Linked DNA regions of Homo sapiens: region 1 is linked to region 2. A link is a loop called in an ENCODE intact Hi-C map of the cell type or tissue named here. Cell type or tissue: endothelial cell of umbilical vein. All regions are shown on one strand.

The links. A loop is a pair of places that touch in the nucleus more often than their neighbours do. Peaks named below come from ENCODE experiments on the same cell type or tissue, not always from the same donor. Only the 100,000 strongest peaks of a DNase experiment are listed, where the experiment ranks them.
Region 1: a loop joins it to region 2, with 3 times the contacts of the local background. A loop is called at or near these places in 1 of 110 quality-filtered maps.

What each region holds. Positions count from the first base shown.
Region 1 is chr6:89,240,479-89,244,478 of GRCh38, reverse strand. No RefSeq gene overlaps it. Among named protein-coding and RNA genes, the nearest start is that of GABRR1, 25 kb to the right of the region's middle. In endothelial cell of umbilical vein, a CTCF peak has its summit at 1,713 (motif pointing right); a DNase peak (open chromatin) is centred at 1,698; H3K27me3 peaks cover 259 bases.
Region 2 is chr6:89,297,980-89,301,979 of GRCh38, reverse strand. GABRR2 (gamma-aminobutyric acid type A receptor subunit rho2) reads left to right here. Exons shown (of 9, transcript NM_002043.5): 2 at 2,115-2,221. It also overlaps the pseudogene TUBB3P1. Among named protein-coding and RNA genes, the nearest start is that of GABRR2, 15 kb to the left of the region's middle. RefSeq lists enhancers at 3,261-3,330, 3,757-4,000, 3,452-4,000. In endothelial cell of umbilical vein, a CTCF peak has its summit at 2,312; DNase peaks (open chromatin) are centred at 2,439 and 3,869; H3K27ac peaks cover 2,153 bases.

The DNA of each region.
Region 1 (4,000 bases), 58 kb after region 2:
TGCATTGCCAACTTTAGCATTTTCTACAGAACAGTTAGAAGCAGAGGTCACAGCCCCAAAGACCACATCACTAGAGATCGGCTGGCTCCATCTCCAGCATTGACTGAAAGGGACAGGAAATTACCAGTTGTACCTAAATGGTACTAATAAAAAACAAGAAGCTCCTACAACTTTATAGCCACTTGGGGAAAGCAAACAACACTGAATAACCCATCTGAATGAGTTCGCTGTTGGTAAATGAGGTAGATTAACTTAGAGGAGCCCCAACATCTATCCCACCTAAAATAGTCATGATTCTTAAAGATGCCTAAGGTAAGTTCATGCCATCAACGATCAGCTGCAATCCCCACAAACCTGTGATTTATAGTCACATCCAAGCTGCCCTGGATGTTCTCCTGGGCCCAGGTTATGGAGCAAGATTCATGGTGACTTCAGAAGCCCCTAGGGAAAGCATAACCTAGGGAAAGCCCAGCCCTAAGCCTCACAAGGCAGAAGTCCACAAAAATTAGTTCCACTGGTTCATAAAGAGCCCGTGTTTTCTCTTTCCCTTAAAGCAAAGAACCAAATAATCTGAAAAAAAAAAAAAAATGAAGATGAATGAAAACACTCTGAAGCTTATTTTGTTTTCATTTTTCAATAGATTAAAAGACAGTGAAATTTATATTAACTTATTTTAAGAAATTATATGCAATCAAAGTTACTCTGTGAGTCAAGACAATCACATGCTGAAAAAAGTTAAATAGTAATACATTAAATCACACAACTTGTGTTATGTTGTTCTTCCTATTGTATCTTTACTCATGAGTTCAATTTAAGTGTGTTGTGTATTTTATCACAAAATTAAATCACACTCTTTCTTTTCTTCAAGAGTTGACAGTTTCTAATGTGGCTTCTCATTCAAAGAATTTATTCTTGTCATCCCCCCAAGCCTCTATTTCATTCCAATGAATCAGCTCCTCTAATTAGCAGGGAAGAATCTGGAATTAATTAACTAAAAGATCTGAGTTGTCATCACAATGTCCTGTTGGGCAACATGGTAAATAAGGAGAATGTGTCACAAATAAAATCATTTTACAGATCAGCCATTTCAGGAAGGGGCAGGAGAGGACAGAGCTCACAAAAAAGCCCAAGCCCGGGATCAAAAGCACAGGTTTTCCTATCTATTAATCATGTGTCCTGGGGCAAATGACTTTATGTTTCTGGGCCTCAGGTGCTTCCTCAAGGAAGTGGAGGTAGTAACCTGCTATGCCTACTTCAAGGGCTTGTTCTTGGGGCCAAATGAAATCACTGATGTGAAAATGTTTTGTAAATGCCAAAGCACCATTCAATTGCAAACTATTATTATTCCAAGGCAGTTGGATTTGCTGGGGGGCACAACAAAAGAAGTCCTTGCATTTTGTATTCAGTCCTCAGACAACATGCTGAGGGGACCCCATTTCCACACACCTCTTCCATCCTAGCAGCCCCCATGAAGGGCTTCTTACTGCCACCGTGGCTTTAAGCCTAATTGATCTCACAACATTTCCTTTTTTCACCACCACATCTGCCCCTAGTGACGTCCCTGAAACCTGACAAGCATATCGAATTTGATCAAAAAGAAGCCTGGGGACTTCTTGTGAGTCTGTATTTGAGCCTAGAAGCCTATGGATTTCAATCAAAGGCAGGCTTGGAAATGAAGAAAAGGTTGCCTTAAACAATTTTTACTATGATTCCAGCAGAGGGAGACAGGACTGCACTTTCCCACAGGATATGCATTTTAATTTAAAGGTTTACAATATGAAGAGCATGCCTGCCTGCCTGCCTGCCTGCCTGCCTTCCTTCCTTCCTTCCTTCCTTCCTTCCCTCCTTCCTTCCTTCCCTTTTCCATCAAATCATGGTAGTCATGATTTTAATGCCCCTTGGTGGAGAAAGTACATGGCTGAAGGCCATTACAAATTCAGCTATGCTTCCAAAATGAGTTTGTGTCTCTTGATCACAAAAGCCACTAGGGCATTTGGAAACAGCAGTCAAGGCACGTTATATATTCTTACTGACTCTTCATTGATAGTTCATATTTATAACCTCTAATTTAAACTGGAGATTACATTTTAAAAATCACTTATGGCTCCTGGTGGAAAGAGCTAGCAAAAGTAAGAAGTAGGGGTTGCCTCATTGGAAGGAGACTAAAGTGCCCAACTTCCTAAGAAGGATTTTGGTCAAGTATTTAATGGATTGCTCAGAGAGTCACCAGATAATTGGTCTGAGTAGTTGTAAGACATTTATTATTTGTGGGTTTTTGTGAGCCAGGCCTTTAAGCAGGAGATGTTTATTATTTGATCAACAATGAGAAATAGGCCGGGTGCAGTGGCTCACGCCTGTAATCCCAACACTTTGGGAGGCCAAGGGAGGTGGATCACCTGAGGTCAGGAGTTCAAGACCAGCCTGGCCAATGTGGTGAAACCCTATCTCTACTAAAAATACAAAAAAATTAGCCAAGTGTGGTGGTGGGCGCTTGTAATCCCAGCTACTTGGGAGGCTGAGGCAGGAGAATCGCTTGAACCCGGGAGGTGGAGGTTGCAGTGAGCCGAGATCATGCCCATTGCATTCCAGCCTGGGTAACAATAGCGAAACTCCGTTTCAAAAACAAAAAATGGTGAGAAATAAGAACTCAAAAAGAAATGTAATTTTTCATCCAATAGTGTACAAAGTGTTATTCTGGGTGCTGACTGTAATAAAAAGATGAATAAAATACAGTGATGCCATTTAGATTGTCCTTTGAGAAAGAGGACTAACAAGGAATATGTGAAACAGTAGCCAAATATTTTAGGCAGCAAATAATTAAACCCTAAAGTCATGTGGTACAAAATAAATACCACTGGTACATGGACAAAGAGAGCTCCCAGTGAGCTACTGTGGTCAGGAGAGGTTATTTTATGGAGGAGATGAGCTTCACATAATGGTTTGGGTTTAGATAGACTTTTCAAGGTGAGAAAAATTGGGGCAATTATGGTATTGGGTTTTTAAAAATGAAATCAATGCTAATCAGAAATACTTTTTATTTCAACCCTTGTTGACGTTTTTCCTAAAATGTAGGAATATATGGACATCTGAAATTGTTTCCTATATTTTGAAAATACTTCAGAATTAAACTCAGAAAAAATTTAAATGTATTTATGCATTTCCTTTTTAGGAAATAAAAGCTTTAGGCATTTGATAGGTTAATTTATTCATTCGTTAAATATTTATTGAACACCTACTGTAAGCCAGGCAAGGTTCTAAGTGGTGAGCAAAATAAATATGTCTCATTGATTATTAAAGCCTTGGGGAGACCAACAATAAAAAAGTAGTTAGACATGCTTCAAAGGAAAAGAACAAATTGAAGTGACAGCAAATAACAGATGTAAAATCTACTTAGGTAGAACAGTCAGGGAGAGCTTTGGTTGAGATTTAAAGAATGAGCAAAGCCAAGCCAGCAAAGTGGGGAGCAGAGCTCCAGGCAGGCCCCCAGGGCTAGTCTGAGGTGCCCAGGTATAGCATCATATGTAGGTTGTATGTATATGTATATAAAATCATATACATTATATATGCTATATATCCTACTTTATTTGCTTATTTATTTCAAGGAATTGCTTATGTGATTTTAGGAGCTGGCAAGTGTGAAATTTGCAGGCCAGGCCAGTAGGCTACAACTCTTGGGCTATTGCTGTAATACTTTCTTTTTTTTTTTTGAGACAGAGTCTCACTCTGTCACCCAGGTTGGAGTGCAGCGGCACTATCTCAGCTCACTGCAAGCTCTGCCTCCCAGGTTCACGCCATTCTCCTGCCTCAGCCTCCCGGGTAGCTGGGACTACAGGCGCCCACCACCATGCCTGGCTAATTTTTTGTATTTTTAGTACAGACAGGGTTTCATGGTGTTAGCCAGGACGGTCTCGATCTCCTGACCTCGTGATCCACCCGCCTCGGCATCCCAAAGTGCTGGGATTACAGGCGTGAGCCACTGTTCCCGGCTATTGCTGTAGTC
Region 2 (4,000 bases):
CGACGAATGGCCCGAGGCACATACTTATGAGAAGAGGCCTCGTTGTAGTAGATGCTGATCTGCTCCAGCTCCAAGTCCGAGTTCCCCACGTAGTTGCCGCTGGGGTCTATGCCATGCTCATCACTGATGACTTCCCAGAACTTGGCCCCGATCTAGTTGCCGCACTGGCCGGCCTGAATGTGCAGGATCTCCCTCATACTGGGCGTGTCTGGCAGGCGGCTGCGGACGGGCAGGCGGGCTGGGCTGGCTGCTGACATCTCTGATTTCTTTGAGTGGTGTTTTTGCAATTCTCATTGTAGAGATCTTTCACCTCCCTGGTTAGCTGTATTCCTAGGCATTTTATTCTTTTTGTGGCAATCATGAATGGGATTTCATTCCTGATTTGGCTCTAGGCTTGACCATTGTTGGCATATAGGAATGCCAGTGATTTTTTACATTGATCTTGTATCCCAAAACTTTGCTGAAGTTGTTTATCACCTGAAGGAGCTTTTGGGCCAAAACTATGGGGTTTTCTAGATACAGAATCACATCATCTGCAAACAAGAATAGTTTGACTTCCTCTCTTCCTATTTGGATGCCCTTCATTTTGTTCTTTCTTGATTGCCCTGGCCAGGACTTACAATACTATGTTGAATAGGAGTGGTGAGAGAGGGCACCCTTGTCTTGTGCTGGTTTTCAAGGGGAATGTTTCCAGCATTTGCCCATTTAGTATGACGTTGGCTATGGGTTTGTCACATATGTATTGAAGTGTGTTTCTTTAATACCTAGTTTATTAAGAGTTTTTAATAAGGAGTGTTGAATTTTATCGAAAGCCTCTTGTGCATCCATTGAGATAATAATGTGGCTTTTGTCTTTAGTTTTATGTGATGAATCACATTTATTGATTTGCGTATGTTAAACCAAACTTGCATCCTGGGATTGAAGCCTACTTGATTGTGGTGGATTCACTTTTTGGTGGGCTGCTGGATTTGGTTTGCAAATATTTTGTTGAGGATTGTTTGCCTCAATGTTCATCAAGGATATTGGCCTAAAGCTTTCTTTTGTGTGTGTGTGTGTTTCTGCCAGGTTTTGGTATCAGGATGATGCTGGCCTCATAGAATGAACTGGGGAGGAGTCCCGCCTCCTCAATTTTTTGGAATAGTTTTAGTAGGAATGGTACCAGTTCTTTGTACATCTGGTAGAATTTGGCTGTGAATATATCAGGTCCTGGGCCTTTTTTTTTTTTTTTTTTTTTGGTTGGTACGCTATTTATTATTGATTCAACTTCAACTTCGGAGCTCATTATTGGTCTATTCAAGGAATCAATTTCTTCCTGGTTCACTATTTGGTTTGGGGTGTGTATGTGTCCAGGAATTTATCCATCTCTTCTAGGTTTTCTAGTTTGTGTACACAGAGTTGTTCATGGTAGTCTCTGATGGTTATTTGTATTTCTGTGGGGTCAGTGGTAACATCCCCTTTGTCATTTCTTTTTGTTTTTTTTTGCGACAGAGTCTCACTCTATCACCCGGGTGGCGCAATCTCCACTCACTGCAACCTGCGTCTCCTTGGTTCAAGTGATTCTTGTGCCCTAGCCTCCTGAGTAGCTGGGACTACAGGTGTGTGCCACCATGCCCAGCTAATTTTTGTATTTTTAGTAGAAATGGGGTTTCACCATGTTGGCTAGGCTGGTCTCAAACTCATGACCTCAAGCAATCTGCCCACCTCAGCTTCCCAAAGTGCTGGGATTACAGGTGTGAGCCACTGCACCTAGCCCCCTTTCTCATTTCTAATTGTGTTTATTTTGATCTTCTCCCTTTTCTTCTTTATTAGTCTAGCTAGCAGCCAATCCAACCATTTTCATCCAATTATAGCCTTTACCAAGGTAGAATGTTGTCCTGCCCAGGAGGGCATCCACTTTCAGAAGGCTCCAGAAGAACCTGGTCCTCAGGTCAGTCTACCTGTGAGGATCTGGCGTGTGTGTGGAGGGTCCTTCAGCCCTCCTTCTCCCCTGGGCCAAGAAGTAGAATGGAGAAAAGGTACCTAACAGGTAGATCTTGCAGGGAGTAATAGCCCAAATCATCTCACTCAATGCATTGAAGAGCCGATGGAAAATAGTTTCTTGCTTGTCTTCACAGTCACTTATATAAGAAGAACCTTGATGTGACCAAGATCCGGAAGGGAAAGCCTCAGCAGCTTCTCAGAGTGGACGAGCACGACTTCAGCATGAGACCCGCCTTCGGAGGTAGGACTGTTCTTCCTTGATGCCAGGTGGGAGGTTGGCCCCAGGGATGTGATGTGCTGCCCTCTCTGGCTCCCTCTGGCACAGCGCTTCCTCAGATGGTGCAATTTTCCCACTCACATAAATCTGACTCCATTTCCTGAGTCCCTAATTTTCCCAAGGAGAAAAGAGCAGGAAGTAGTGGAGAGGGCCGTTGACTAAAGAGGGCCCACCAGTGACTAAGCCATTTACATTCACAAAGGAGACAGGCCCTGCAGCTGCCAACTTTTTTGTCCTACAAATATAAGAGCAGGCAAGGAGAATCAGGACACAAAATAGCTCCTCTGTCATTTTTATAGAGGAAGAGGCCCATGAAGGCAGAGGTGCCCAGGATCCTCAAAAGTCCTAGTGTGGCCCTCCCTCTGCACTATTTTGGCATGTGTGTGTGTCTGGGTGTGAGTGGAATTCTGAACAAGGCATTGCAACTTTGTTGCCATGACTACCTGGGAGTTTGCTGTTTTGATGGAGTCACCTGTTTTCCAGTGCAGCAACAAGAGCTTAACTCATTACAAAGATTTCTTGCACACCTGCCCCCAAAGGTGCTCTGTTAGTCTTGGGGTCAGGGAGGGGAGGCATGGCCAGTGGGTGTCCTTCCCAGGAACTAGAGAAATGCTATGGAGAAGGTGGACAGTGTCTTAGTCAGTTCTGGCTTTCACACAAAACACCATAGATTGGGCAGTTTATAGACAATGGAAACGTATTTCTCATGTTTCCAGGGGCCGGAAGTAAGATCAAGGTGCCAACAGTTTCCATGTGTGCTGAGGGCCCACTTTCTGTTCATAGACGGTGCCTTCTCACTGTAACCTCACATAGTGGGTGGGGCAAGGCAGCTCTCTAGGGCCTCTTTTCTAAGAGCACTAATCCCACTGGTGAGGGCTCCACCCTCAGGATCTCATCACCTTCCAAAGGCCCACTTCCTAGTACCATCCCATTGCGGGTTAGGATTGCAACATACACATTTGTCAGGGACATAAACATTCAGGCCATAGCAGCTGGGAAAGGAATCAGTCATCTGCTCTGACTAGGCAGAGAGTGGGGTAAGAATAGCAGAATGTATGAGATCCCTGGGCCAACTTTCCTCTCCTCTTGGGGAAACTGAGGCACCAAGAATTTCAGTTGATGAACCTTGGCCAAGACAGACCCAGGCGGGCTGGCTTCCCTTTTTCCTTTTTCTCTGCCCTTGATCCTCTAGTAGGTCCTATCATTCTGGGGCAGTAAAAAGGAGTAGCTGTGACCTCCAGGCAGGTCACCAATCCTTTGAGCCTCCATTTGTTTGTTTATAAAATGGGGAGAGTAATCCCCACATATGGGGTTGTTGTCCAGATTAAACAAGATAATGTATGTAAAACCCCTGACAGACATTTGTTCCTGTCCCCTCTGAAAAACCCAGCTGCCAGACCTTCCTCTTGTGTGACTGTTAAGGGATTAAGAAATTAATTTATCCCAGAAGCCTATGCATTTTAAAAGGCCTCAAAGCCTCCCACTAAATTCCCTGAGCTCTGACACCTGCTAAGCAGAAGGAGAAAAGCAGGTGGCAGATTACAGGCCTGTGACTCATCTCCCTTCCAACCGCAACCTGATTGACGCCCACGGAAGGTCAAGAAGAGGCCACCATATTTCTGGTAGCTCTTGGGTTTCCTCGGGGATTCGTCATGGGCAAGCCTGCCAAGGAATTTTACGAAAATAAAGTTATACTAATAAGCAGCTTTAAAATAGCTACATCTGCTCCAGGAAGTCTAAGCA